Linked DNA regions of Mus musculus: regions 1, 2, 3 and 5 are each linked to region 4. The links are chromatin loops, found by intact Hi-C in ENCODE. Cell type or tissue: heart. All regions are shown on one strand. Region 1 holds the start of Rps6ka5 (ribosomal protein S6 kinase, polypeptide 5). Region 2 overlaps Ttc7b (tetratricopeptide repeat domain 7B). Region 3 overlaps Gm10432 (predicted gene 10432). Region 4 holds the start of Calm1 (calmodulin 1). Region 5 holds the start of Ttc7b (tetratricopeptide repeat domain 7B).

The links. A loop is a pair of places that touch in the nucleus more often than their neighbours do. Peaks named below come from ENCODE experiments on the same cell type or tissue, not always from the same donor. Only the 100,000 strongest peaks of a DNase experiment are listed, where the experiment ranks them.
Region 1: a loop joins it to region 4, with 2.2 times the contacts of the local background. A loop is called at or near these places in 3 of 42 quality-filtered maps.
Region 2: it touches region 4 in a loop (6-fold over the local background); 16 of 42 quality-filtered maps call a loop at or near these places.
Region 3: it touches region 4 in a loop (2.5-fold over the local background); 9 of 42 quality-filtered maps call a loop at or near these places.
Region 5: a loop joins it to region 4, with 2.3 times the contacts of the local background. A loop is called at or near these places in 7 of 42 quality-filtered maps.

What each region holds. Positions count from the first base shown.
Region 1 is chr12:100,722,850-100,727,849 of GRCm38, forward strand. It overlaps Rps6ka5 (ribosomal protein S6 kinase, polypeptide 5), which reads right to left and starts at 2,271. Exons shown (of 17, transcript NM_001330702.1): 1 at 1,932-2,271. The coding sequence starts at 2,031. In heart, CTCF peaks have their summits at 1,919 (motif pointing right) and 2,120; a DNase peak (open chromatin) is centred at 2,352; H3K4me3 peaks cover 2,137 bases; H3K27ac peaks cover 1,756 bases.
Region 2 is chr12:100,473,359-100,478,358 of GRCm38, forward strand. The region is part of intron 3 of Ttc7b (tetratricopeptide repeat domain 7B); the gene reads right to left. Gm36375 reads right to left here. Exons shown (of 2, transcript XM_006516439.4): 2 at 3,483-5,000. Among named protein-coding and RNA genes, the nearest start is that of Gm36375, 19 kb to the right of the region's middle. In heart, no CTCF peak of the experiment used is centred here; a DNase peak (open chromatin) is centred at 2,373.
Region 3 is chr12:100,292,763-100,297,762 of GRCm38, forward strand. It overlaps Gm10432 (predicted gene 10432), which reads left to right. Exons shown (of 4, transcript NR_045741.1): 3 at 2,867-2,968; 4 at 3,742-5,000. Among named protein-coding and RNA genes, the nearest start is that of Gm10432, 19 kb to the left of the region's middle. In heart, a CTCF peak has its summit at 1,900 (motif pointing left); a DNase peak (open chromatin) is centred at 1,369; H3K27ac peaks cover 938 bases.
Region 4 is chr12:100,196,314-100,201,313 of GRCm38, forward strand. Calm1 (calmodulin 1) reads left to right here and starts at 3,122. Exons shown (of 6, transcript NM_009790.5): 1 at 3,122-3,403. The coding sequence starts at 3,401. In heart, CTCF peaks have their summits at 3,099 and 4,355; DNase peaks (open chromatin) are centred at 3,138 and 3,918; H3K4me3 peaks cover 2,596 bases; H3K27ac peaks cover 2,536 bases.
Region 5 is chr12:100,518,808-100,523,807 of GRCm38, forward strand. It overlaps Ttc7b (tetratricopeptide repeat domain 7B), which reads right to left and starts at 2,015. Exons shown (of 20, transcript NM_001033213.1): 1 at 1,764-2,015. The coding sequence starts at 1,884. In heart, CTCF peaks have their summits at 1,048 and 2,136 (motif pointing left); DNase peaks (open chromatin) are centred at 944, 1,804 and 2,104; H3K4me3 peaks cover 1,876 bases; H3K27ac peaks cover 1,514 bases.

The DNA of each region.
Region 1 (5,000 bases), 530 kb after region 4:
CAGTCTCCATAATGGAGCCATTTCCACGCCCTTATACTGGGTTTCTAATTCAATTATCATTTGTCCTATGGTATTCAATATAGCCACCAGCTACCACACTGCTCTAGCTCCTATCAGAGCAACATGTGCTAAGAGGAGCCCAGCTGGCTGGTGACGGAGGAGTTACTCTTTCAAGTTATATTTTAACAGTGTTTTTGACCATTACATCTGATCAGTTGTCCACGTGCTTAGCAATACATTTAAATGGCCGTTCCTGTCCTTTTTACTACATTACTAGTGAGTTCAGTGCAGTCTCGTCATCCATCAGAAGAATTTCTAAATGCAAACTTGATGATTCACACACAGTTAGTTGACAAAGGGAAATAAAACAGCGCTCATTGTTTTCTACAGAGTTAGCATTGTTTGCAAAATCCAGAAACTGAGCAGTTGGCTGACTACTAACAAGTAGGTTGCCCCTTGGTCTTTGAGCAAAAGACTGCTTGCTGTATCATGATCAATGGCTGAGCATAGAAGACTTCAAGCAGCATTTGTTGTACTGTATGATTCCACACACTTACAGCAAGGAATCATTATGTAAGATGGGGGGGAGGTGGACCAAAATCCTTACTCTAGAAAATGTGACACTGCTCCTGGTGTAAACTGGGCATTAACACTACATACATGTATACTGAGAAAAATGGCTTAAAATCCCGTTGAAAACATCACTTTTTGATAACATTTGGAGTGAAGATCTCAACCAAGGGAATCTACACTGTTTATGTGAGGAATTCAAAAATACTATGGAATAACTGGGTCAGGATACATTATAGAGTCAGAACCATCAAAACTGCAGTGCTTATACTGATAAATGAGAAGGCATGAATTTACATCTTATACTAAGTCATAAGACTGGCACCAAAGATACTAATGGGCAATCAAGAATTGTGGGTTGTAGTTAACTTTATCCATCTGTTTCAATCTGTTCCAAACAGCAGCAAGGTGGACCCGCTTTCTACCTGAAACCTGCCATTTGCCATTTGTGTCTACTTAATATAATGTGCCAAAGACTTAAGTGTCAAAAATCTTAAAACCACTGACACTAATAACTATCGATCCACTCTAACACATTCTCCATGCAGAAATGATAGTGTAAGGGGAGACCTGACTCCATGGGGCTGGGGAGACCCAAACTTTACCAATTGGTCCAGATAAGAATTTTCCAAAACAAACCCCGGAATTACACAATGAAAAAGCAAAAGTAAAAAGCTTAGCACACGGAGCTTTACTGATCTCCAGCACAGGGGATGCAAGCACTTAAGTCGCCTAGTGAAGCCTTTCACCCAAAACTTTACATTTATAGAGGCTGCTTGCCAAAAGACCTGGCAAATTTCAGAGAGTATAGTACTTCACGATAACTCTGAGAGAAAGGACTTAATTCCAGAGGACCACGAAGCCTTTTTCCTTCACCAGAGACTAACCGAGAACCAATACCCCTCTCGCAGGATCGCTGTCCCTTAGGGATGGTACAGACATACATACACACACAAACACACACACTCCCCTCACACCTGAACCATCCCAGGCAGAGGTGCAGGGTAAAGTGAGTTCAAGCTTCAAGCTCCATCACACACAGCTCCACACAGCTCACCTCTTGAGGGAAAGAGTACCTTTCCCTCGAGACAGCGTGTAGTGACAGATATGTCACCTATGCAGGAAAGGGGGCATAAAGGCATCTTCCCAGGCTGGGTCGGAAACTGGGGGCCCAGCAGGAGCAAACTTTCCTCTCCGTGCCCAGAGCCTCCCAGGACCCCCGGACTATTCCCCGCCCGCGAAGCCCCGCCCCGGGCCCGTCCCCCCCAGCCCGCGCCCCTTTTGGCCTGTGCGCGCACCCATGCCGGCTCTCAGGCGCGCCTCCGCGGCTGGCCCGGCCAGCAGAGGGCGGGGTCGCTCACCGGTCCGCAGCTCGTGCTTGACAGTAAGGAGCTGCTCGCCGCCGTCGCCGCTGTCCCCGCTGGTGCCCGCGCCGCCGCTGCCGCCGCCCTCCCCCTCCATCTTCACCCTCTTTCCGATCGCGCGGGTCGCTCTTAGGGGAACCTGATGGGACAGCAGACGCCCCGTCTCTCCACAGCTCCAGGAGCCGAGCTGCCGCAGCGCCACAACTCCGACACTGAGGCGAGTCTCTTTCCCGCTCTGGCCGTGCAGCTCCTCCGCCTCCTCCCCTCAGCGGGCACCGCTAGTACGGCACAACCCCGCGCCCTGCGCCTCCACCTCCTCCTCCAGGCCGCTCCTCCCACAGCCAGCCCAGGAGACAGCCCTGAGCCACCAGCGCTATTGGGCGCAGCGCGCGCGCGTCTGCCAGCGCCCGTTCCCATTGGGCGGCTAGTCCTGACGTTTCAGGAGCCGCCCCGCCCCGCTGCTCGAATTGTTGTTGCTTGGCGGGGAGGCAGGAGAGGGAGGAGCGCGAACGCTCCGATTGGCAAGACCCACGGAATGCCCCACCTACTCGCTTTGGTGCGCACGCGCAGGCAGGCCTTCCCTCTCCTGACCTCCCCAGAATGGTCACACCCCTTATTCCCAGCTTCGATCTGTTAGTAAACAGTATCTAGTAGTCAGGAGGCGCTCCGGACCTCTGATTGGCTACTGCGGAAAGAGGCGGGGAAAGACGATTGGACCGCTTGGTCCGCCAATCACAGTGGACAAAGGAGGGTCCTGGAGGGAAGCACTTGTCACCCACGTGTTTGCGCTCGCGCGCGTCTGAGGGTCCTAGGGAACGGCCCACAAATGTGTGACTGTCTGGAAGATGGCATGTCTTCGAATGATACTATTCTCTGTAGCACTAAATAAATTAAATGAATTTTGTGTTTAAATACAGGTAGGAGCCGGCAAGATGGTTCCGTGGGTAAAAGTGCTTGCGGCCAGACGTGGACAACCACAGTGCAGTTCCCATATAATGAAAAAGAACTAACATGTTGACCTCCGACCTCCACACAAGCTTTAATTAAGGGCATGTATCGCTCACACAAGGCAAAACTAAATTACGTTTAAAAATTAAATACAGGTAGCTCCTATACACAAAAAGTCAAGGTTCTGGCTCCGGATGAGAAATCTGAAATAATAACTTGTGGAGGTGGGGAGTGTAGCTCAGCCTAGCCTTGACCCCCTGGTACGTCTAGCACCACCTCCCAGTGCTGGAATTCGCAGTATGTGCCACCATGCCTTGCTTATGACATGCGGGAGATTGAACTCTCCAGCTTTATGAATGCTAGGCGAGCAGTCTACCAGTTAAACTACATCCTCATCCCAATTTTTCATGTTTAAGAAACTCAAAGAGTGTGGTGAATCATAAAATAAGATTCAATTTCTGCTCCTGAAAAGCTATTAACGGAACTCGAGAGATGGGCAACTTGTATACAGGCACAGGAAACTATAAAGAATTTAAACAAAACTGTGAACCAGTATTAAGCATTAGAGAATGGCACAGATGGCAACGATTATTCTCAAGGCTTTTAGGGCAAGGAGAAAATCTGGATAGCCAATTTAAAGGGCAAGTAAGACAAAACTGGAGACATTTCACACAGAGGTAAGCTGTGAGCCTAGGTCTAGAGGAGATCAAATGCTGGTGACCTAAGTAACAGGTAGGCTAAATGAAGTGTAAGGGAAACAGCTGTATAGGAAAGATGAGTGTATCTTTATTTTCCTTCTTGGAAAAAAAAAAACAAAAAAACAAAACAAACAAACAAAAAAAAAAACCAAAACAAAAAAACCCAAAACAAAACAAAAACACCTGACAGAAGCATTCTAAAGAAAGAACAGGTGTGGTGGCACTGACCTTTAATCCCAGCACTCAGGAGGCAGAGGCAGGCAGATCTCTGTGAATTCAAAGCCAGCCTTGTCTACATATCGAGTTCTAGGATAGTCAGGGCTACACAGAGAAACCTTTTCTTAAAAACACTCAAAAGAGAAAAAAGAAAGACCTGGGCAGGGTCGGGGAGTGACTTACATTTTAAGGATAGAGTGTATCATGGAGGCGGGAAGATGGAGGAACAGGAGACCACTTGGTCAAGTTGTGTCTGTGGTCAGAAGCAGACAGCGCTAAACTGTGGTACTCAGCAGTCTCCTTTCTATTAAATCCAGGACACCCAGCACAGCTAGGGTGGATCTTCCCTGTTAAGCCTCCCTGGAGATGCCATTAAAGAGACACCCACAGGTGTGTCTCCCAGGTGGTTCCAAATCCGGGCAAACTGAGAATGAAGATGAACCGTGTCCTTAAGACAATGAGGGATCGTAAATGTTACACTGAGGCACAGAAGTTATTTAGTAATGAAGTCCCCTACACTAGTTAGAACAGCAAAGTCACTCTCTTATAACTTGTCGAATCCCATGAGGCTGACGGGAAGAGAGGACTCACTGGGAAAGAATGTATTGCAAGTGTAGCACTGACAGCTTAATTTCTGTAGCGGAAGTAGGTGATAATGAGAAAAGAAAAGACGAGCATAAACAATGCAAAAATGATCTTCTAAATTGCACATGGATTAGATGAAGAATGGGCAAACTATCTTCCTGTTAGAGGACAGATAGCAAATCCAAGGCTGTGTGAGCCGTAGACTCTCATTTATAACTACTCAATTTTTCTGGAAAGTGGTCAATAGAAAACAGAAAGACAATAACAAATGGCTGTGTTCCCCTAAGATGTCTTAATGGATATTGGAATTTGAATTTCACATGCCATAATATATTATTGTTTTAATATCTTTTCAAACATTGAAATATGCAAAACCCATCCTTAGCTCATGGGCCTTTAAAAAGTAGAAAGTGGTCTATATTTGGTAGTCTCCATAGTTGGCAGATTTTTGTACCAAAGTACCTGAAGGGGCTGGAGAGATGGATCAGCCGTGAAGAGCACTGATTGCTCTTCCGAAGGTCCTGAGTTCAAATCCCAGCAACCACATGGTGGCTCACAAACATCCTAAATGAGATCTGATGTCCTATTCTGTAGCAAGCTGGCCCGAGGCTTACAAGGA
Region 2 (5,000 bases), 280 kb after region 4:
GAAGGCCCTTCACTGTGTTAGACTGTTGTTTCTCTCTCTCCCAACATTTTACATGCCAGGGGACATGTATCAGAGCATTGGCAGAATCCTGACTTAGCATACCAAATTCATCTTTGCACAACTCAGTTCCAGAATATTTATTTCTCTGTCAAAAGCTGGGCCTCTGGATTGGTGATAAATTCTCAAGCCTGGGACCACATCAACACTGTCTGAGAGGCAAAGTTCTGCGGTCAAGGCCAAAATTGGCTTCCATTAAAATCCGAGATGGGGCCTTGTTGGTTTAGAAGTCTGTCTCAGTAGTGTTTTAATGGCTTTCTTTTTCTCTCCTAGAGAATACACAATAAAAAAATAATAATAATAAAAACCAGACTTGCTAAATAGCTTCTTCAATGTTAACACCTCAGTAATATCTCCCTCTATATACTAAAGGGTAAAAACTTAGTGCATACATTCTCTATTGCTACAATTAAATGTCAGAGACAGAAAAGTTGTCTATTTAGTCAGAGGTTCAATAACAGTGATAGTATGTCCCCAGCTCTGATGAGAAGTACTTTTAACTACATCACAACAAGGTGGGCAGAATCATGATGGGAGCATGTGCAAGAAGAAAAGTGTCATAGTGGGACAAGAAGCAAGAAGGACCAAGTGCATTCTAGTAGTAACAACCTACTGTTATAGAAACCAAGGTCCCCTGAGATCTACAGCAGCACCTTCCGAGGATGCTGCCCAAGGATCTAACCATTTTCCTCTGGCTCCCACTGCTTGAGGTTCTATCAACATTACCTACAACCCTGTAAATAGCACAAAACCTTTCTGGAGACACACTCAAACTTTAGTAAGCCATACCAAAATGTTATTTGACAAGGCAAGGTTTAAAGTAATAAATATGGCTGACCACATTGCTGTTTCAAAAATGCATAATATCCACACACCCAGCCTATGGTCTACCTCCCTGCTGCCAGATAAAGTTTCCACAGGGAGATTAGTATCTTGCAGGTCCTTCTATGAAGGCTAACACATTTCCTTTGAACTAGTGATGATAAAATCATTTGGATTGTATACCCCTTGCTCTTGTAGCTCTTCCACACACACACACACACACACACTGGCCATTTACCGACACCCAGTGGATACTATTTGTATTATAAACATATGAAGAAAGAAAGTCTCAGAAGTTAAGTGACTTGCCCACATGCTGTACAGGAGTCAGAAGTGGACACTGCAAGACAGCCTAGGTGTTGGAGTAGAAGCCCTGCTCTGGGGTCACACCATTCCCAGACTGTCCAGGGTACAGTTTGGAAAGCTGAGTACTATTAGGGGCCATGTGGGACAGGATGCTGGACAGCTAAGAAGCAGGCTGGGAGCCCTCTATACCATGTCCAGCCTCTGTACTGTTCTATTCAGGTAGGACTACAGAAATCTTCCATGCCTGGCTACATCTGAGAGCCCTAGGCCTTCTCTGGGTATAAGACTGAAGCACACTAGTCAAGGTTCACTTAGATAGGCCTTCTCAGCACCTAGCACTCTGCCTGGGGGTTGATGTGCAGTTTCTGATCCCCACAGCCAACCTTCAAGGAAGGTGCTCAAAGATCTTGTAGACATGATTGGATTTAGGACTTCATAGCTAATAAATGATAAAGCCACCATGCTTTGGCCCTGATCCCTGTAACTACATAGTCCTCTGACAATATCTTTTACTGAGCTGCTAACAGCAGTGAATTCAGTGTCCAACTCCAGAGAGGCAATAAAAATGTTTCAAATGGAATCTCATGAATCAAAGTCCGAGCTGATTTTCTCTCACATCAAGAGCTGCCCCACCTTGGGCAATCCCAGGACCGCCAGGCCTCCTAGTCCTTGTGTGGTTTATGAACTATTGAGACACTAACTTGTGTTACAGAGAGGAACAGCCAAACAGATATTTTGATCCTGTTTGTTTTTGTTTTAGGTTTTTTGTTTTTTTCGAGACAGGGTTTCTCTGTGTAGTCCTGGCTGTCCTGGAACTCACTCTGTACACCAGGCTGGCCTTGAACTCAGAAATCCACCTGAGTCTGCCTCCCGAGTGCTGGGATTAAAGGCGAGCACCACCACTGCCGGGTGACATTTTGATTCTTAAAAGTCACATGGAAATGAACAGAATAACAACTTTTTACAGTTATAGAAGTGACAAAGCTGTCAGGGTTATAATGAACAGGTCACAGTTATATGAAGTGATAAAGCTGTCAGTGCGACAAAAGGTCCTATGAACTACAACACTGCCATTGTTTCCCATTTATCTTAACCACAGCTCCGGAAGTCAGACACAGGACAGGCACATCCTGAGGCCTTGCTGGAACAGGACTATGGGGGAGTCAATAACTGGATACACCAAACTTCAATACAATCTCACATCTCTGATAACCCGACACCACAGTGTAGGCTTCAAGGGCAGTAAGACAATGTTTAGGGATCTCAAGTTCCAAAACTGAAAGGAGACTCAGGAAAGGCCCAAGACTCACAATACAAAGTGATAGGGAGGCAGCCTGGGGTTGTTAAACTTGTGTTCTGGTTTATTCTCTCAGGATTCCCACAGGCATCAGGTGTGCACAACCTACTAGAGGAAGAGGTGGGCAGCCTTGGAGGGAGAAGCTGCCCTGGGTGTTGGGGATGAAGGAGGTGAAGCTGCTCGGGGCTTTCTGCGAGGGCTCTGGAAAGCTACAACTTCCTTGACTTTAAGTGGCTTCTCAATAAAAGCCATGGCTGGCCCCTTTGGGGGACCACCGTTAATTGTTTTCCTTCTAGGCTCAGCATATCCTTCTTAGGAGTTAAATACATGTGTACACACACAGGCACACACAGACACACACACCCTCAGAAGTGCAGTCAATCCTGGATTGACATTTACCTGCTAGAGTAAACACTTTCAGTGACTATTTCCTCTCACTCTGTAATTCTGCAAGCAAATGAGATGCTAATTCAACCTGAGACACTCATGAAATGAGAGCTTGCAATTTGAATTTATGCTTTTAAAGACTCCATTTAATAACCATATATCAACAGGTATTTAACATATAGCAATAATAACAGGTGTTGAAAGCTACTTGCCAATTATCTGGGAGCTTCATGACAGAGGACCTGGGCCTGGAGCTGTTAAGTAACTCACCTAAGATGATGCCAAAGGGGCAGAGCTGGGATCCAGCCAGCCAGTCTGATTCCACAACTGTAGTTTTCTGGTACTACATCACATCCTGTAATGTCACTATGCATTAGCCTACAGCAATAATAGCAAAGAATGTGGGCTGTGAAGCTAGGCTCCTTTGTTCATTGCACAAGGCTGAATGCTAAATGAGAGCCAGAGGCAGAGAGATTGCCATGAGTTCAAGTCCAGCCTGGTGTGCAGAGTGAGATCCAGGACAGCCAGGGCTACACAGAGAAACCCTGTCTCGAGAAAAAAAAAAAAAAAAAAAAAAAAAAAAGCAAATACGTAAATGAACAAGCCTCATGCTTATTACTTTATCATTATTGCCTTTAGGTAACAGTAGCTGGAGAGACTCCAACTGGGAGAATTATATGAATCTTCTCTGATTTTATCTATTTTTAAACAACAGCTTTATTGAGATACTGCCCAAACACTACTAAATTATTACAGTGTATAACTCAGTAGAACATGGCCAGCTAACTCCAGAACCTTCCCATCGCTCTAGAAAGAAGCTCCCTCCGCAGCCCCTGCCCTCAGACCCTGGAGACCACTCATCACTTTCTGCCTTGATGGACTGGCTGTTTCTAGGCCGTCCATAAAACAGAGTTGTATGAGATGTGATCTTCTGGGCCTGGCTCGATTAAATAAAATGTTTCCAAGGTTAACAGTTAGTTAGCAAGTATTCAAACTTTCTTGCTTTTTAAATTGAAGAAGTACACAGACATAAGATTAACCACTCACAAGCTGCACTTGGTACAATATTGTATGGGTACTACTATTTATTTTTAAAACCTTATTTCTTTTGATTGGCAAATAACATTCCACTAGGAAGAAATGCTTCATTGTTTTAAATCCATTAATAGATTGCTGAATTTTGGAGGTTTCCCACTTCTTGCATAGCTGGGGAGTCTGTACAAGCCTTCCTGCCCTGCCTCTCGTAAGAGCCTAGGCTTTAGTTTGCTTGGCTACACTGCAAGGCAGGAACTGGTGGATCATGTTGGGCAACTCTTTTCTGTTGTAACATTTTAAAGCTCTGTTTGAAAAAAAATCACACCTACATAACTATACTCTTCTGGGAGAAATACTGAAGTAAAAGGGGCGGGGGTGGACTCTGAGTAGACATCTGGCTTTGAACCCTTGCTTCTTAGCACGAGTGCCCTGTGAGTCAGGAGCATGCTGTCGAACACCCTGGAGCCTTTCTCCTTGTCACGAAAACGTACAGAGTGACATGTGCTGGCGACAGTGCCAGGGCCTGGCATTCAGAAACATTGAACAAATAGTCACCACCTTCACTAGCATCTTCCTAGCACCAATGACAATTCAATTCCTTTTTTTTTTAAGGGGATATCTAAAAATACAGGAAAGTCTCAAGCAGAAAGCAACCATCACTCCCATTCCAGCCCCTCAAAGTTAATCCCCATTAGTGCAACCAACTCAGACCCTGATCCCAAGTGTGATGTCTTGTCACTGTGGCCTTGGCTCATTTGCCCTAAGAGAAGAGAAGATGTATCACACTAGGATACTCTGCAGTATAAAATGGAACCTCTGACCATCCAACTACAGCAAGGGTGACAGTGACCAGGGGACACAAGCAACTGTCCTTGCCTCACTGCATGAGACCCCAGGGGGCAGCAACTAGATGTAGCGCCCTAGCTGGGATGGACTTCTCAGAACAGCCGCTTGGAGAGAAGGAAGGAGCTAGTCTTCAAATAATGTTAAACAAACAAACAAACCAGTCAGCAGCAAATGTGACAGACACAGTGTCTCTGAAGAACTCGGGACAGGACAGGTAAGACGGCCAAAGCCTGGAAACCTGAGCTTGATC
Region 3 (5,000 bases), 96 kb after region 4:
TACTGGGTTGGCTTCCTCAGGACTGGGGGTTACAAACTCAACCTACCATACCCAGTGTTTTACATGGGTTCTTGGGATCGAACTCACAGGGCAACAGCCTGATTGACTGAGCCTTCTTTCCAGACCCTGCAATGGGAAGTTTTGAAGTAAGAAAGGCCCAGGCTGTTGGAGGAAATAGAGCAGGGACCATGACTGAGATGTCACTGGCCTCAGTGTCTCTGACTATGAGTGGGTGGAAGGTGGCTGTGATAAACTGGGGGGTGGTTTTCTGTGGTGATAGGCCTGAGGTCATTCTTGTAGGTGTGTCTGCATCTCTTCCAAACCAAAGAACACTCAGACCCACAAGGCCAGTTTCTCTCTCCTGCTTCCCCTGAGAGGCAAAGGGTACCCTCTAGCTGCTTGAGTGGGGGAGCTAGACAGCAAGGGACAGAGCAGGTAGCTGGGGCCAGATTGTGAGAATTTGAAGGTTCTAGATCATTTTGAAATTTAAGTTCTTGGAGTCTTCTCTTTTGGGCTACGGACTCTCAGAGATGAAAACTGGGCCTTCAGGACTGGAAGAGTATCAGGAACACTGTAGGTGCGCAGGAAAGGGACTTCAACACTCAACCATTGGTGTCACCGTCTGGGCCTCTGTCAGGACGACCCAGTGGCTGAGGGGGTCGCTGAAAGAACAGAGGAAGGTCTCCACTCTGGGCTGGCCGTGCCTCTGCTTGGATAAAAACCTATGACATTGGCACGGCCAAGCCTTTGCTTCCCCCATCTGCTGGGCTCCCCAAGGCTGGGGTGTGTCTGCAGAGGCATGGGCAAAGGAACAGACCTGCAAGCTGCTGCCTATTTATCTCCTTGTCGAAGGCTCGCGCCTTGGGCTGGTGTGTTTCTGAGCATCAGGGTTTGCCTGTGAAAGGACAAAAGCTTGATTGTGAAGGAAGAGCTGCTCAACCTTTCATTAGAAATGTCTTCTTTATCCCAGGGGAATCTGACTAATAATGACACCAGTAACCTCCAGGTCCTTACATGGATACTACCCTTCACACATTTCCAGGTCTGCCCACCTCCACCATCTGGCTGGCATGTGCCAGCTCTGGGGACAATAAGACAAGGAAATGGAGACTCCTTTCCAGATAGGGAAACTGAGGTAGTGAGAAACAATGTGGGGTATCCCAGTGCACGGGACCATGGGAGCCCAGCCCTGTGAGAGACAAGGGTGGGGAGGCTGTTGCCCATGTCACTGTGTGCTCCTGGAGGCCTGGCTTTCAGTAAGCTGGGAGACTGGGGTGGCCAGAACAAGCCAAGGGTCCCCATGGGCTCATCCTCGGCCCCGACACAAGCTCCGCCCGGCCGAGCCTTCACTTCCTGAGCTGGCTGCTAGAACAGGCTGGGTTGCTGGAACCCTTCCTAAAAAGGAATCGGGCTGTGGTGGCCCAGGCTATTTTTAGCCAATTGTGTTGAAAATCCCAAGTGCATGTAGCATCATGTGTTTTCTTTTATAGCGGGGAAAATAGGAGATTCCCACACCCTCCCCAAAACGGGTTGTGCCCTTTGAAGGAGTCTCATGTAGACCTCTTACCATAAGAGCCCAGCAAGTAACCCGCCTGTGGCTAACCAGCCTGGGGTTTCTGGGTTCAGGCCTTCTGGTTCACAGAAGCACTACTGCTGACCCAGGTTCTTGGGGAGTATAAGGTATGTGAGGATTAGCTCATGTTTCAAGTGGGGGTTGGACAACTGTCTTTAGCCCCATCTCCTTGTCAGTTCCTATTGTTTTAAAATATTGTTTCAGGGCTAAAGAGATAATTCAATGGTTAAGAGCACTTACTTACTGCTCTTTGAGAGAACTGTGGTTTGGTTTTAAGTACCCCACTTCAGGTGGCTCACAAAGGATCCAGCGCCCTCTTCTGGCCTCTGGGGGCACCTGCACTCATGTGCGCATACCTACACACAAGCACATGCATATACAGAATTAGTAAATCTTCAACTACAACCTTTAAAGGTATAACTGACATCAAAGAACCTGTCCATATTTGCAGTGTCCAGTGTAATATGTGTGGAAATATATCTACTGCTATGAAGCTGTCACCATGATTATGACAGTCAATTTATCCATCACCCCCAAAGTCTTCTTCCTTTTCTGTGACAACTGCCTTGCTGCCCCGGCCACCCTGGGTATGCTCTCAGTGAACGTGGGTTAGCTCCTAGATCCTGGAGTCTGGGAATCAGTGGGGCCACATAGCTTGCTCTAGCTGAATGGCTTCTCTAGCTGGCAGTAGTATCTTGAGATTCAGCCATTTCTTTGCATGTACCTGTCATTCACCCATATATCACCAAGTGTCATCTCATTCCAAAGGCACAGCAAAACTGGTTACCTGTCATCTGTGGGCAGACATGCACAGTGTTTCTATTTGGGGATGTTATATACAGAGTTGTTGGAGGTTTGGGTACCAGCCCTTGGATGGGCATGTATTTCCTTTTCTGTGGGGTAAATGTTCAAGGGATTCTTGGGTCCTTGGGTTTAAGTTTTTTTTTTTTTTTTTTTTTATCTTATTTTATTTTTCTTCTTGAGACAGGGTTTCTCTGTGGAGTCCTGACTGTCCTGGAACCTGCTTTGTAGACCAGGCTGGCCTCGAACTCACAGAGATTAGCTTACCTTTGCCTCCTGAGTGCTGGGATTAAAGGCGTGCGCTGCCGCTGCCACCACCACCCAACAGGTTTTTATCAAACCACCCAAATATTTTCTAAAATGGCAGCACTACTTCACATACAGCTTCAGTACCCTTCCCCTCCGATACTTGCAACTGTCTGTCTTTTTTTTTTCTTTTTTAGTTATTTGCTTATTTTATTTTTATGTACATGCGTTTGTGTGTGCCCACAGCATGCGTGTGGAGGTCAGAGACAACTTGTGGGCGTTGGTTCTTTCCTTCTACCATGAGGGTTCCAGGAATCAAAACGACTTCAAGGATCTCAAGTGACCAAGGTTGGTGACATATGCCTTTACCAGTACAGGACCCTGTCCTGTATTTTCAAACTGACATCCTGAGAGGGTGGAGGGTGGGAGGGGGAGCGAGGCAGCATTGAACTGTGGCTTAGATCTACACTTCCTCCATGACCAGCCACTAGGCATTTCATCACATGGTTGTCACTGATAGCTTTTGCCCTGTTTCCACAGGTAGGTAGGTCATGGATGGGTCACAGGGTCAAGTGTGTTCTGGATAGTGCAGGCAGTCCTGGCCCTGAGTCTCAGGTTTCCCATCTGTAACATGGCAAGGACCCTGAGCTACCTCTTGTACTGTGTTTTATTCACTTGAGTCCATCCTGTCACGCACAGATGACAGATAAGGAATTTTGATCAGAAACACACGCCGGCGCTAGTGAGTTGGCACCTGGAAGTTTGTACTCAGAAGCCTGTGGGTGGGAGACATGTATTAAACTCGCCCAGAGGGTTCGAGGTGTCTGAAATGAAGGGTGATAAGGGTGAGAAGTTTGGGAGTGCTATGGCTTGAACATGCCCTCCAAATGTATGTGTTAGAAATCTGACGGCATGAGAGCAGGGTTAAGAGGCAGGGCCTTTAAAAGATGAGCGCGGTGGGCACTCCTCACTCACGTGTTAATGCTGGCGTGACGGGCGTGAGTTCTTAGAGATGAGTTGGGCTTCTCTTCTATCCTCCCTCCCTGGCTCCTCCATCGTGGGATGATAGAACTAGGGGGTCCTCTCCTGATGCTTCCTCAATCCCACCTTGGATCTCGCAGCTTCTGCAACTGGAGACTTTGCAAATGCAGGAGCCCTGCCACTTCTGGCTTTGGAGATGGAAGGAGGTGTGTGATGAGAGCAGCCCGGAGACTGGGACACTGGGAGGGATGGCTTTTCCCAGTGACACACTCAGATGGACTCCATCTTGCCTTCGCCTTGGTTTTGACTCCATAGAACCTACTTCAGACTTTCCCCAGAGCTGCAAAGGTAGTAAATGGGTGCAGTTTCAAAGTGACCACGCAGCTCTGGGGCATTTGGTTCCAGCAGGAAAAGGACTGTGATATGGTGAGCGTGTATTTTATCATAATAAAAGAGAAACCACACCGTTAAAGCAAAGTGGTAGGCAATTGCCCAGCTCAGTGTGGCTATAAGGGAACTCTGGTAGCAAGCTAACTCAAGAACAGAAAGAGGTTTTATTTTGCTCACAGTTTTGGTGATTCATGGACACGGTGCCTGAACTGGCTCAGGTCCAATGAGGATCTCATGGCAACGGTATGAACACAGCATCTTGAACAGGAAGAGGAGAATGCTGGGTGAGACCACACTGGGGACTAACGAGCCTCTCGTGAGAATTACCAAGGAGGACCAATGGACTGATTTCTCCTGGGCACAACTCTGATGGCCTAAGGCCTTCAATTAGGCCTCTCCTCCAAAGGTTCCACCATCTTCCATGGTGCCACGTTGCAGATCAAGCTTTTGAACACCAGGGACCTTGGGAGATGCAATGCTCAAACCACCTCCAGCTTTGTCCTCACTCGGGAGCCTGTCTGCTTCATGCAGATGGGAGCAGCCAGACATAAGGGAGACTTTAAAAAACTCTGGGGTGAAATTTGTGAAATCTCTCTAAAAGTGGAGAGTCAGAGAATTTGAAAACACTACTTAAAATATCACTGGTCTGAGCTCTGCTCTTTTTATTTTTATTTAAAAAAAATCACCTATCATCTGTCTGTCTGTCTATCTATCTATCTATCTATCTATCTATCTATCTATCTATCTAACTATCTATCATCTATGAATCTATTGTCTTATTGTCTGTCTATCTATCTATCTATCTATCATCAATCTATCATCTATGAATCTATTGCCTGCCTGTCTATCTACTTATCTACTTATGTGTGGGCACATCTGCCATAGTGGAGTATGTGGAGGCTGGGGGACAATGTGGAAGAGTTAAGTCTCTCCTACCATGTGGGTTCTAGGATCAAACTCAGGTCATCAGCCCTGCACTGGGCCACCCTGCCCATTGGTTTTTAGTGGT
Region 4 (5,000 bases):
GCCAGTTATTTCTCTGTGTCCTGGCTCCCTATCGCTGACTCCATTGTGTTGTGTTGTATATGGCTTTGGGGAAGGTATGGAAACATTTGGAACTTTAAGCTGGAAAACCTGTTAAGCCCTCAGTATTTAGTGGACTTTTCTCTAAGAACTTGGAAGACAAGATGACTGAAATAAATGTAGATGATGGAGGCCTGGCCTGGAAAGGTCCAGAGGGAACTGTGCCACTCAGAGATGTTACCAGGGTCGTTCATGCGATATATTTGAATTAAGACCCTTTGGAAGGGCTAGAGAGATGGCTCAGCAGTACTTGCTCTCGTAGAGGAACCTGGGTTCGATTCTGGGAACCCGCATGGTGGCTCACACCCATCTATAACCTCAATTACAGGGAATCCAACAGACCTGGGACACACATATGCATATAAAGTACAATAAATAAATCTAAAACTTTAAAAAAGGGTCTGTGGAAGTGAAGTCTTTGCTTCACTTGGACAATGAGTACTGCTCATGTAGGACAGAAAAATCAGCTGTGATTATAGAAGACACCCGGCTTGCTGAGGTAAAAGCCTTCTGGAAGTAATTCCTTCGTGTCAGCACACAGAAGCTGTGGTCCAGAGGGGCCAAGGCTGCGCCACAAGCTGGCAGCTGAGCTTGGCAATGCTTACGAGCCTCCCACGTGGTACTGGTTTGAGCAGCGTGAAAGCTGGATTGTTACTGAGAGGACCTGAGGCTTGGCACAGGGTGGTCGAGATTCCTGGCCCAGGGCTGCATTCTTCTTCCTTCTCTTCTATCTAGCATGATTTAATTTAAATAATTTCACATAGAACTACTTTCTTTAAATATCACAGAATGTTCCATAGGCTTTTGGGTTCTTAGTATATTATGGCATTTTTATGTGGCTTTTAAAAATCGCTGACCTCTTCATAAATTAAGACATTAATTCACTGGGACACGAACATTCAGTGGACCTATGTTGTCAGACAGAAAACCTGACGTATGAAGTAGTCAAGTCTCTAACATTGTATCTTTAAATTTTCAGATACTGATTTCACTAATATACAATCTAATATTAGAGCCCTGAGCAAAGGCTCACGCTCTAGTTTATGCCCAATCACCGCCTCACAGGAAGATCCTGGGCAAGTCACTTGACCTTCTTATATTTCAGTGTGTGAAACTAGCCATAAAACTGTGCAAAGCATGACCTCATTACAAACCCACTACACTTGAAAGCTAAGACGCGCTTTGATATGTTAAAGAATTCCAAAAGAGCACTCATTTGTAAAATATAAACAAACAGAAAATTGTTCTATGATGATTAAGATAATCCTAAGGTGAATAGCACTTAGCAAGTAAAGTCATGAAAAGGTTTCAGAGCACTTTATTCAGTGAATTTGTTAAATGACACAGGAAAGTATTGGACAGGTTTTGCAAAACCATAGATTGTAGCTATGTAACCAAAATAACTATAAGGGATGGAAGACTACCAGAAACAAAAGGACCCCAGTAATTAAACATATTTTCATTTTTAGGACATCATTTCTCCCTTGTCACTGCATACCAAATGTTAAAATGCACTTAGCTAACTTCCTTAGGAAGTCTGACAAAAAAAAAAAATCCAAATTCCTTTAGTAATCATTAGTTATAATAATGAGCTTGGCTATGTAGACCTGTAATTCATTGGATTATTGACTATGCTTTAAACTGAATTTTTATTAGTCTCTTTTCTGTGAACATAGGGATATTATGTGTCTGACTGTGAATGGTTTTTAAACCATTTGCAAGAGGGCCAGCAGTACCCTTGGGGGGGGGGGGCTGCCTGCTACAGCTTCTCCTTAAACAGCAGGTTAACCCTTTCTGTAGCATTCTAGGAAGAACAAATTGAAGCGCAGTCCCACAGCTGCTGACATACTGTCTGAGGTGATCCTAAGAAGTCCTCTGGCGTTTGCAATGTTCAGGGACATTTTTGAATCTTTTAAAACACCTATCTGCAAACTTTGACAAAGCCAGAAAAGAAAGGTAACTAGTCTTTCCAGAGAGGAGCATGCTAATCACACATTTTGCCACAATTTCTGAAAGAAGAAACAACCTGCAGCTTGTCCTGGCCTTGCAAACAAAAGATCAAATTCTGCGCTTTGTCTTGGCAAGAAACGAAACTGCAGCATTTTGTTAAGATTTTCTTCTTCTTCTTTTAAGTTCCAGGCTCCAAACTAAGACCTGAAACAGTTTTTGGTCGTCCCTGTCCCCACCCCCACCCTAGTTTACAGAAGAACAAAGAATAGTAAATTTAAAGGTTAAAACATTATTTAAGGACTATAATTAAGATTGTAATTAAGATAGTGGAGCACCCTACTAGAATCAATTGGCTGCACAAGTTCCAGCTGTAATCAGAGTGATCCTGTGTATCTTTCCCCTTCTTTGTATATATCAATTTATGAATTTCCAGGACCAGGACAATTAGGAAAAACTCAAAAGCGTGGGCTCTGAGGGCGACATAAGCCGCTCACTACGTTAATTTTGGAAGCAGGCCTAATAGAATTTGCCACAGGAAATAAGGAACAAACCTAGCAAGGGACAACTCTTCAAGCATCTTTAAAATTTTAGTAGGTATGTAAAAACACGAAAACTAGACTGGTTGAGCGTGTCAACACCACACAGACCTAGCAACTGAGCTTCTAACTGTGCCTCGGACAGTTCTCCAAAATGAGAAAAGTAACATTATCTGACCAATTTCTTCCCCAAGGCCAACCACCGTGTCCTCAACACAGTCCTCTCGCCTCTACAGCTAAGGTTGGATTCCGCCTCCCCGCGGCTGTCCTCAGCCCCTAGATCTCCTCCAGGTCCTCCCCTGTGGGGGACCCAGGATTGGTGGCTCTGCAACCTCGAAGCCACCAGGAGTGGTGGGAGGGGGGACACACAGGTGAAGTGGGGCTGAGTGACGGACACGCGCCTGGAAGCCCGGGACGGCCCCCCAGATTTCGCTACGCAGGCATTCCAGCTCTAGAGGACTCTTGCAGCAACAGACCAGCACCCTCGCTCAGGTCTCCGACTCCCCAGTGACCCCTGCCCGCGTAATGGGCCCGCCGCGCCGGGCGCGCCTGGGGGGCGGAGCCTTGCGGTGAGGTCCGGCTGCCGCAGCGCCGCCCTGCGCGAGGCGGTACTGCCGCGGCGGAGGGATACCGCGCACCGTATATATATCGCGGCACACAGGCTCGCGCTACGGCAGTGGTGCTGGGAGTCTCGTGTCCGTGGTGCCGTTACTCGAAGTCGGGCGGCGGCTGAGGCTCAGCGCACAACGCAGGTAGCGCGTTAGCAGCAGCAGAAGCGGAGGCACCTCGGCGGTCACAGCCCCTGCGCTGGTGCAGCCACCCTCGCCTGCTCCGTTCTTCCTTCCTTCGCTCGCACCATGGTAGGTTGGGATCGGCAGTGGCAGACGTAGCAGCTGCCCGAGCTTTCTGAACAGATTTGTAGTTGAGTCTTGGGGTCTCCCCCTTTTCCTGGTTGAGGTTACCCCCTACCCCATTTTGCCAGGTGTTACGCAGCAGCTGCAGTGAAAGGGGATGTATTTTCGGGTTTGCATCTCCGCTCTGGCTGCCAGAGAACCTCCTCTGAGTTTTGGGCGCCTCTGGGGCTGGACTCTACAGTGGGCTGTGCGCGGGCTGGAGCCGCTGCCACAGCTGCACCGGGGCCTTCCGCATCCACCCCCTCCGCCAGCCCCGCACCCACTGCATCCAACGCGCCGCACCCGGGCTGCCTGCAGCGCAGCGCCTCGGCCGGGGCCAGCGGGGCGGGGGAGCCGGGCGGGGCAGGCCGCGACGTCCCGGTAGTCAGTCCCCGACCGCGGAGAATGAATGGGTCGCGGCGAGCCGGGAGACGTACAGGGCTTGGACCGCGGCCTCGGGGTGTCCTCAGCCACCTTCAGACCCCCTGACCAGCCCAGTCGGGAGTCCCCCCTCGCTTGCGGTCCCCTCCTTCCTCCCGGGGGGCGCGGCGCGGGCGTGAGCTGGGAAGGAAGGAGCCGGGGAAGGGTGGGGTTGGGGGCAGGAAGGCGAAGGCTGGGGGGCGGAGAGGGCGGAAGCGGCCGCCCTGCGCCCGGGCGGGGCCCCGCAGGGTGGCCGCGCGCGTGGCTGGGCCGTGCGACCTCGGTCCCCCTCCCGGTGCCGCGCGAGACGGGCGCGATCGCTCGTGTCCGCGGGGAGGCCCCTTCCCGCGGGAGGTGCTCGGCTCGCGCTAATTGGGGCGGCAGGGCGGGGGAGGAGAGAGTTGGCGCGCTCCTCGGTTTCCATTAGAGACGCAAAGTTTCTGCTGGGGAGGAGGCGGCGGCAGGCTCAGTGCCTGGGGGAGCAGGAGCGGTGGGAGGTGCTGGAGATAGGCAGCACCACGGTCCTGGGGCCCCTTTGGGTCTTCACCCTAGTGCGGCCCCTCGCCCGGCATGCCCCTTGTCTCTCGCTGCTCCCTGGGCGGCAGGGAGATGCCCATCTGTACGTTTCCGCTTTCTCTGCCGCCTCTGGATTGCCAGATGCGAATATGTGGTTGGCCGTGTGCGTGTGCCGTAGCCCCCTTCTCCCTCGCCAGGCAGAGCTGACATCACCAGCAGCACCTTCAGCCCTGGCAAGGTGGCTAGGTCGTTCTCGGCAGGTTCTGGAACGCCTTTGACCCAAAGCCAGAATGACTTGGGGTTGAGGTGGGGGAGTCGTTGTCCCGAAGGTAGATGCACTTGACAGGCCTCTAGTCAGAGAATTTTCCCGAGGAGGTGGAACTCCTCTCCTTGGTGAGCTGGTTTCTCCTACGAGGTGTGACAGTGCTTCCTGTCGTGCAAGACTGACATGGCGAGCATTACATAAATCGTGTCTCCATTTGCCTTAAAAGTAGCTTCCAGTAATGGATAGAAGGGAAGACCCACTTAGAATTTAAAAAGTAGAAGTTCGTTCTCTCCCAAATCGATAATTAACTGAGTTGCCACGGAAAAGAAATGAGCTCCAGTGCCATCGGATTTCTCTTGGGGT
Region 5 (5,000 bases), 320 kb after region 4:
AAAAAGAGGGGTCCGTGCACCCTCTCATTCCAGGGACCAGCAGCTTGAGCCAGTGTCTTCTCCCTTTCTGTCCACGATCGCAGCCACATCAACATGTCTGTTTTTCTTCTCCCTGACTACCTTCATAGTTGGGCCTCAGTGTTCCTCTCAGAGGAAGTAAATGCAAGACAGCAGGGGCCTGGTCAGCACCTGGCCCAGGTGGGCATTGCACACGCCACTGAATGAGAGCAGACAGCCAGGTCGCAGGTGGAGACGGGAGGATGCTCACAACCACACCCAATGCTAACATCCACCTGCACAGGAGGGATGGAAGTGACCCAAAAAACTTAGGAATGTGACTTCAACAAGAAGCAGGAAAATGCAGGAAGGAAGGAGACGCCACAAAAGCAGGCAAGGTCAAGTTGCCTTCGGGGTCCTGAGTACTCAACACCTTTCCCTCCAATGCTAACTTAACAAAGACACCTACCCAAAGCAAGGTACTGTGGTTGACAGTGTGCAAAACCAAAACCTTGCCCTGTCTGCATGGTGACATTGCCTATGGTCCTAAACTTGGGAGGCAAGGCAGGAGGCGGGAGACTTTGAGGCTAGCCTAAGCTATAAGGTAAGTTTGAAAGATATATAGAGAAACCTGGTTTGGTTTGGTTTTGTTAAGTTTTCATTTCCAGGCGCTATTTTCATAAAATCACAAACAACCACCAACCTTAAAGAGGCTATGAGATTTCCCTGTCCGTTTCTGGGTAGTTCGGGGTGAAGGTTGAAAAGAGTACACATGTCCTTCCTTGAATGAGCAGTGTCAGTCCTTCATTCATTCCCTCTGTGATTTGTCTGTCCCACGCCTGCTCAGACAGTCTTGGGAAGCCAGAGGTGAAGGAGGACAAAATCCTCTGCCCTCTCTGCCCAGGCTCCAAGTGCCTGCCTGTGGTTTTGGCGCGTACGAAAAGACAAGCAAATATTAACCATACTTGCTTCCAAAACAAATAAGGCCACGTGGAGTCTCGCTCTGGAATGTGATTTTGGCTGCAGTTTTGGTTTGATGGGTTGGAAGAACCAATTCAGCAAATGGGGTCATTGGCCAAGTCCAGCCGCCAGGTTTCCCAAGTCAGATCCTGGTTCCTGGGCGCACCAGGCCCCTCATCCAATCAGCTCCATTTCCCTCATTGTTAATACAGTCTCATCTTCCTGCCCAGTAACCTTCTCCCAGACTCCCTGACTCTGTTTCCCTTGTACTCTCCACCCTATCCTCTCTGGGTCTGCAGATTTGACACCCAACTGTCTTGACCTCAAGACACAAATCCCAACCTGCCAATGCCACCCCTGACACCCTCCAAGTCTGAGCTCCCTCCTGGGGCCCTTGATTACCATATGTTCACAACATCTCCATCACAGGACCCCTGAGCACACCACACACACTCTGGTGGTCCCCAGATGCCCACAGGTATGTCCCGGGGGGCTCCATACACACACAAACGCACACACACACACAAGCTCCAACTTCTTGGAAGCCCGGGGCTGGCCTCCGGTCTCTGGGGTCGGTGAACCTCTCCAGCCTGCACGTCAGGACTCCAAGGCTCCGACAGGCACAGCCCGCCCGCCCAGCCGCACGCCGCGTGACCGGAGGACCCCGCGTTCCCCAAGGGCCTGGCCCGCGCACACCGCGCGGCCTGCGCCTCGCCGCCCGGCCGCGCCCCTGCTCGCGCCCGGAGCCTCAGGCCTAGCCCCGGAGGCCGCGGCGGTCCCGCAAGCCCCGGTGCGTCCGCGCGTACCGTTGGCGATGAGCTTGGCCGACAGCTGCTTGACGAGCTCGGGGATCCGCTCCCATTGGCACTCGGAGCGGCAGCGCTCGATCTCCGTCTCCAGCCGCGAGCCCGCCTTCCTGGTCGCCATGGCCGCCCTGGCCGGCCCGGCGCGCGCCCGCAGGCCCCGCAGGCCCCGCCGCCGCCGGGCCCCGCGCCGCCTCCCGCTGCGGCCGCGGGCTCCGGCTCCGGCTCCCGGCTCGGCGGCGTAACGGGAACGCCGGCCGGGGAAGGGGCGGGGAGCGGGCGGCGGCGGGCGCGGCGGGGCCCCGGGCGCCGCGAGGAGCGGCCCCTGCCGGCCAGGGCCGGAGCCGCAGCGGGCCGGGGCGGAGGCCGGACAGCAATGAGGAGCGCGGGACGGTGCTCAGGAGCGAACCTGGAGCGGTGAGGGGTCAAGCCAGGGCAGCCACCCCGAGGATGCTCTGGGGCTCCAAAGGCCGGGGTTTCTAGTGCGAGAGGGCGTGAAGGGCGAGCCTGCCTCGGCTGGCCCTGCCATCGCAGGTTGCTTGTGCTGGCCTGCGCCCCTCCTCAGGCTCCCCTCTGCCCCAGGTAGCCTCCGTCCCCATCATGTGGCCAGAAGCAGTGGAGATTCATGCTCCTCCAGAACCTGCCCGAAGTTCCTTAAGTGTGTGTTGGAAGAAAGTGAGGGAGGACGTGTGTGTGTGTGTGTGTGTGTGTGTGTGTGTGTGTGTGTGTGTGTAGCTGCAAGCCCAGATGCCAGCTCCCTTGCCCTCTGAGGAGAATACCAACTCATAAGTGGCATTTCCAGGCCTTGACCTTGTAACTGAGAGCAGGGGCAGGTGTCTAAGCTGAACATTATTTCACTTGTGTAATTTATTCAGTAACTATAGAGTCAGAGGTCACCCACACAGAGCTAGGTAGTGTTTTAGGGCTGTGGAAACGGAACGAAGTGGGTACAACTTTGCTTCAAAGTGGGTATAAAGTTCATAGCCCATTCATGGAAATGAATTAATTAAGCAAAATAAAGTAGCAAATTAGGTTATGGGTTGGTTAAGGATGGTGTTGAAGTGATATTTGACAGTTTTAAAGATGAGAGTCGGGGGGATATGGGAGGTGGGGAGGGCAGATCATTACAGGCAGAGCAAAGGCCTCGGCTTTACTATATTTGGTGAGTTAGAAAAAGGCCAGAGTGGCTGGGGTGGAATGAAGGCAAGGAGCTGAGCAGATGATGTCAGGAGGGTGGGGGTTAGTCCATGCCCGGCCTTCTGGATCATTAGAAAGACTGTCTTTCTTCTTGGTGAGATAGGGAGCCTGCATGTTAGTCAGGCATGCAATGGCAAGGCCTGCAAGTATGGACATGACCAGTATTTGGGAAAGTTGGTCAGGGAATGTGGCTTCAGGGGCAGTGGGGGTGTTGGACTCTGCAATACTGCCTCTGAGGATGGAGCTGTCATCTGGGCAGTACCCTGTCACCAGGTTCATCCTCTTTGGGTGTGTCTCCTCCAGCTTTCCAAAGCTATCAAGTGCAGGCTTTTCTCTCATGCCCTGGGGATAAATGAAGACCAGACTCACAGGCCTTGGTTTACAGGATCAGCAACTGAAACTCAGTAAGGGCCAAGAGGAAAGAAGTACTTGGGACATGACCAACACCACACTGAGGCAACCCAAGGCCCTCAGAGGTGATGGGAGCAGAGCAGATGGGGCTCAGACACTAAGGACAGCCCAAGGACAGGCAAACAGAATGCCAGAGGAAATGAGGGCGAAGGAGCAAGGGTAAAGGGGTAGGAAAAACGGTGGGATGGAGAAAATGATGTAATTCTATTTTACACACACACACACACACACACACACACACACACACAGAGAGAGAGAGAGAGAGAGAGAGAGAGAGAAGATGACCAAGGTGACTTACAGAAGGAAGGATGTGGTGATTTCAATAGGAATGGCCCCCATAGACCCATGTGAGTGAATACTTAGCCCGTAGGAGTAGCACTATTAGGAGGTGTGGCGTGGAGGTGGGCTTTTGAGGTCTCATTACATTGTTACACACTTCCAGATCCAGCTAAGAAGTCTGGAATAAGCCTCAGGCCAAAGGTCACCAAGAAGCCTTGTTCAGCTGACAGTGCCTGTGTGACTGTAGGACTTGCATTTCCCTGCATGGTGGCACACAGAATAACAATGTCATAACATTACTTGGCCTCCATGGCCACAGTGTAAGGCAAAGCATCCAGTCTGTTTCCTGGCTAAGCCGTTTTTCTGAGCGTGGGAGATGCCAGGCAGTGGGATTTAACTCCCCGCCCCCACCTTCTTCTTCCCTTCCTATAATGTGTACCTGTGGAATGCAGCAGTTAAAACTTAATTAGAGGGTAGAGAAGATTAGGCCACCATCCTAACAGCTCTCTGCCTCTTGCACACTACAGTCTAAAATCAGCTATTCCACAACAAACGCATCTGACTTTCTTTGAACTGGTTATTGTTTGAGTGTATGCTCCTAGGTTCCTCTGTGGAGAACTTGGACCATAGGATGAAGATACTGAGATGTGGGGGCTTTTAAGAAGGGAGGCCTGATGGAAGGACCTTGGGTCGTGGGTCAAGGGAAGCTGCCCTTGCAAAGGATTAATGTAGATCTATGGGTGGGGCCCCAACTTTAGAATGTTAGTCGTTTTAGGAGTGAACCTCCCTCTCTAGCTTCCTGTCTGTGGATGCCATGTTTCCCCACCCAACACTGTATTAGTTACTTTCCATTGCTGTGGTACAGTGCCGTGACCAAGGCCATGGATTTTGACAGAACAAGGGTAAAGGGGTAGGAAAAACGGTGGGATGGAGAAAATGATGTAATTCTATTTTACACACACACACACACACACACACACACACACACACACACACACAGAGAGAGAGAGAGAGAGAGAGAGAGAGAGAGAGAATGACCAAGGTGACTTACAGAAGGAAGGATGTGGTGATTTCAATAGGAATGGCCCCCATAGACCCATGTGAATGAATACTTAGCCCGTAGGAGTAGCACTATTAGGAGGTGTGGCCTTGTTGGAGGAAGTGTGTCACCGTGGAGGCGGGCTTCTGAGGTCTCATATAGTCAAGCTATGCCTAGTGTGGCTCACAGTCTCCTGCTGCTGCAAGATGTAGGACACTCAAGATGTGGAACACTCAGCCCCTTCTCCAGCACCATGTCTGCCTGCCTGCTGCCATGCTTGCAGCACTGTATCTGCTGCCATGCTTCCTGCCATG